Linked DNA regions of Mus musculus: region 1 is linked to region 2. Evidence: chromatin loops called from intact Hi-C (ENCODE). Cell type or tissue: heart. All regions are shown on one strand.

What was found. A loop is a pair of places that touch in the nucleus more often than their neighbours do. Peaks named below come from ENCODE experiments on the same cell type or tissue, not always from the same donor. Only the 100,000 strongest peaks of a DNase experiment are listed, where the experiment ranks them.
Region 1: it touches region 2 in a loop (4-fold over the local background); 9 of 42 quality-filtered maps call a loop at or near these places.

Annotation. Positions count from the first base shown.
Region 1 is chr1:6,271,072-6,273,571 of GRCm38, forward strand. Rb1cc1 (RB1-inducible coiled-coil 1) reads left to right here. Exons shown (of 24, transcript NM_009826.4): 23 at 1,630-1,700. Among named protein-coding and RNA genes, the nearest start is that of 4732440D04Rik, 56 kb to the left of the region's middle. In heart, a CTCF peak has its summit at 1,380 (motif pointing right); no DNase peak of the experiment used is centred here.
Region 2 is chr1:6,405,470-6,407,969 of GRCm38, forward strand. No RefSeq gene overlaps it. Among named protein-coding and RNA genes, the nearest start is that of Alkal1, 47 kb to the left of the region's middle. In heart, a CTCF peak has its summit at 1,042; no DNase peak of the experiment used is centred here.

The sequences.
Region 1 (2,500 bases), 130 kb before region 2:
GGAAATGAAAAATTAAAAAGAATAATAATAAAATTTAAAAAATGAAGTCTACATTATCTACCTATTTTTATGAACTTAATTGATAATTATAAATTTGGCTGTAATATTCTACAATAGATCAACTGCTCACACTGCATATATATTCAAACATGATATAACCTAGTAATTGCAAAATTACTATCAAAATTTTGATGTTCATTTTGTTGGTAATTAATATATGCTTATTTACTGAAAGATCTTACCAGTGTTTTTCAGATGAGTAGTTTAAGTAGTGCCTTTCCTGTACTAGTTATGATTTGTTTTCCTATCTTGTTCATTTGTTCATTGATTCATCATCATCATTATTGTTTTATGGAGTTTTATTTTGTAGAAACTGAGCTTTGTTCATCATGCTGAGTAACAATGCCCATTATTTATTAGCTCATTAAAGAGTTCAAAGAGAAGAGAATAGCTATTCTGGAATTTTTAGACTAAGTAAAACTGCTTAGAAAATTAGTTTACCCCAAGCCAAGTGTGGTGGAACAGGCCTTTAATTCCAGTACTCTGTCTCCTCAGATGCAGTCAGACGTAGGCCCTGAAAAGAAGAGGGAAATCAGTTTCCTCACATGATCTGATGGTCAAACCCCATTCATGGGCTAGGGCACTGTCACTTGACCACCCCGTCATGGCTTTTGATGGATGGCCTATTTAGAATGTCTGTGTGACAGCAGTTATATAGCCATGAAAAGTGAAAAGATAAATTTGTTTTCAGAAATAGGTAGCATTTTTCTTATTGTATATTTTTGGATTTTTGACACAGTCTCATATATCCCATACCAGTTGCAAACTGTCGTGCATCCGTGGTTGATCTAGAACTCCTGGTTCATCTCCCTGTACCTATCCACTGCTATGTTTCCAGTTATAGAGCACTATGCCCCAATTCATCTGCCCTCTAGCCTTGTTCCTGTTTCACTTGTTTCCTGTATTTATTTAAGGGGTGTTTGTTTTTCACAGTTTGGGGATCAAAGCTAGTGTCTTGTGTCTCTAAATTTTATCCCAGCTCTTTACATTTTTAGATGAAAATGATGCAAACCCACGTATTTACTCAGACTTGCCTGTTAACATTTTACCTTATTTCTATTATTTCTTATGTTTTTCTAAACATGTACACTACTAAAGTAATGAATTTTAAAACCAAGTGCTTGTCTTCTCATTGGTGTTCTCAGTTCCTGCCCAGGAAGCCCACTTCTAGACTTCATTTGATTCTTACTATTAACTGCTCACTGAGTCCAAGTTGTGTGTGTGTTGCTGCTGCTGTGCTAGGCACTGGTTACAGCTTCCTTCACACACTGACCGACTGCCAGCCACTCAGAAGTCTGGAGGTTGTCATTCGTTCCTTCAGTAGGTGGCAGTGTTGAGTCAGTTATTGGTTCATCACTTAGATTACTAGTGTTCCGTGAATGAGTATTTTAAAAAGCACACATATTTATATATTGGAACACACCATGGATATTTTTTCTTCAATAAATAATTTGGATTTTACTGGTTTTTAAAGTGATTAAACATTCTTTTGAGAACACCATTATTGTTTTGATTCTAAAGTTCTTTTTTTCATGAATGAACTTTGAAAATATATTACCAATTTATTAGCTTCAGGTGCATCTAGAAGACCCTGGGTCCTTGGGAAAGTAATGGAAAAGGAATACTGTCAAGCCAAAAAGGTAAGAGTTAACCCTGTAATAGTACACTTAGGGGTTTTAGTATATGGAAATAGTTACTAGTGTTTTCTGATTTCTGTTCACCTAGAGCTTGAATTTTATTAAATTGAGTTTAACCCAGAAACTTAGTAAATATTGCTATTATCTTTAGATAGAAGTAGGTTTCCAACAGTTCATCCGCCTATAAAGGAGAACAGGCAGTGTAACTCATGTTGAAGGCACTAGAAGCAACAATGAGCTTGATTTGTATGGTTGGCCTGTACTCATTTTTATACGCTACAGCATTGATTAAATTAAAAATGCTCTCAAGTCTTTATTTGGAGGCTAAAACGAAACTGACAAGCCAGGATTGGTGGTATACCTCTGACCAGAGCACTTGAAGCCAAGGCAGGGATGGAAGGATCTATTGAGTTCCTAGTCATCCTGGGCTATGAATATATGCACATGTTATCCAAGCCTTTGTAAGGCAGGGGAAGGAGGGATGCTACACATTTGAAGCCAGTCTTGTCTACATAGTGAATGCCAGGGCATCCAGGGTATATAGCTAGACTATAGTAGACAGGGAAGGGGGGATAACTACACCATCCTCCCCACCCCCAACACTCATTAATATTAGTTTATTCTCATTTGGTCGGGAGCCTATCTTTTATAGTTTGGTACAGAGTAGAGACTCCACCTCCTCTTCAATACTCTAGCAGTAAGCAGTGTGCTAGAAGGGTACTTGTAATTTGTTTCATTCATTCAGTGACTCCTTTTCTCTTTCCTTCTTTTTTTTTTTTTTTTTTTTTCCATTTTTTATTAGG
Region 2 (2,500 bases):
ATAATGAGGAGGAATACAACTAGAGCCCAGTAAACTCTAGATAATTATTATTGTGATCACTTGCCATTCGCTTCCGTTAGTTTCTAAAATGTATTTTTGGACAACTAGTTAATAGAAAACCCTTATTCCAAATTTCAGTTCCTCATTCTTCTGGACATGATTTTAACATTTAGCTATAACACTTATATCTATGTCTATTTCTGGAATGTTGACCAGAGAGGGTGACCAGACAGCACCTAGGTGATTTCTTCTTCTTGTTGGTTTGTCTCAATTAGATTTGAAACAAAACAAAAATAAAGTAAATAAACAAAAGACAACATCAAAGGTTTTCTGTTTTACTTATTGTTTGAGGGTTTTGGCTCTTCATCACTTAACTGTGGCTTGTGTAAGTGGCACCAAGATGTCAAACACAAGCACAAAGAACAAAGCAGACAAAAGCAAGTGTAGACAGGTCTTTAAACATCCACGTAATTCATAGCCTCAGATTGCGTTTGGAATTTGAGTTCTTTATGCACGATGGAAATGAAACAAATAGAAAATTACATGGAACAAATGATAGTTTGAATAAACACTAGATACAGCTCAGTGTGAAAGTCGATGGGTCAGAATCATTTTCTGAACCCGTGCTCCTTCCTTCTGTTGGCACATGGACCTGTTTTTCAGCAGTCCGACAAAGGAAGCCATTTGCAGAGGGAAACATTTTTGTACAGGGGATGGTCTCCAGGAAGGCAGATTTCACTTCTGTTCGGTTGTGCAGCACATTGCTGCTCCAGCTCCTGGTCCTGCTAGTCTGCATGTTGTCACTGGCCCCAGAGGGAAGGAAGACAGATGTGAGGAAACATGAAACCGCAATTACACTCTAAGAATACATTGTATGTTTTGTGTACTTTTAATGTCTTCTTTAGTTATTCATTTTTACAAAATCATTTCCCCACTGTGTATAAACTATTGCGGTAAATAAAGATCAAACAACAAACAAAACTGGGAAGTCAACTGATCACTGCGGGAATTATTTTTAATGTAGGGTCATCTTTCTTCCACACGGTGGCGCCTCGCTGTCAGACTTAAAAACACTGAAACATTGTGGCCACCAACAACTCCAGATGGGCTTCTCTGTGCTAGTAGTTTCATTTTGAAACAGAAAGTCAGTACTTAACAATCGCTATTCTGAGTACCTTTTTGCTCTCAGAAAGAAGAGCTAAGCAGATTCTGACAGGACTTAGGGAAGTCATAGCGCCATGTGCAATGGTTCAGAAACTTTAGTGTGTCAGAATCCCCTGGAAGCCCAAAGAAATAGAGACAGTAGATCACTTCCTAGTTTACAACTTGCAGCATCTGAGACCATACTCTGGGAGACTATTCTGTGACAAATTTTGAGGCCTCGGAATTATGTTCCAGTTCAAACTCAAGTTCAACTTCTGAGATGACTAAATGACCTGGAGTAGGGACATTGGTGATTAACTGAGGCTGGCACCTTCAGGTGGTTGGTATGAGGACAGCTGGAACAGACACAGGTGTCCCGGTACAATATGGGGCTTGGAAGTCTTGTTTTGTTTTATTGAAGACGTCACTTTTATTTGAAGTCAATAGCTGAATCACAAAGTACAAGAACATTCATTCAGGTAAGAAATTTCTTTTAAAACTGTAAATAAGTATTTTAAGCCAGGAGCATCACACGAAGCAGTTAGTATTCTCTGGTACTGACTCTACCCCTCCTTCTCTCTCTTTTGTTTTACCACAAAACTTTATTTTATTCCACTTTTAACATAATGAGTCTTTTTAAAGTTTCAAAACAAAAAGGCATAACTAAGTACCCTTTGTAAACATTAGAAATGAACTAAAATCTAGGTTATTCACTAAAAGTCAGGAGTCAGGCTGGGATCTTAGGTCTTAGGAGAACAAAATAAACCGAACAGCATCTAACAAACAGGGACATCTCTCTGTTTTTACAGCCCCTCTTTCCTGTGCAGCCCACCCTTATGTCTTACACCAAGCAAGGAGAGCAACTCATAAAAATCCCTAGAGCCCCCAATTAGAAGGATTCATTGTCCAACAAGGATGGTCTACATGCTATTCTTTGCCTTTTGAAGGAATTAGAAACACTCTCAGACCATTTAAAAATATTCTTATATTCTGACAAGTGGGGCTGATAGATCCATTCTAGTAGCTCCCCATCTGGCAGACCTCATACCTCAGAGGCTAAGACGGATCCTTCTCCGTAGTACTTAGTATGGTGATTTGAATGCAAACATTCCTCATAGATGCAGATGTTTGAATATTTAGTCTCCAATTGGTGAAGCTGTTTGTCATGCTTAAGAAGTGTCTTAGTCAGGGTTTCTATTCCTGTATAAACATCATGACCAAGAGGCAATTTGGGCAGCACTTGGGAGGCAGAGGCAGGCAGATTTCTGAGTTCGAGGCCAGCCTGGTCTACAGAGTGAGTTCCAGGGCAGCCAGGGCTACACAGAGAAACCCTGTCTCGAAAAACAAAAACAAAATC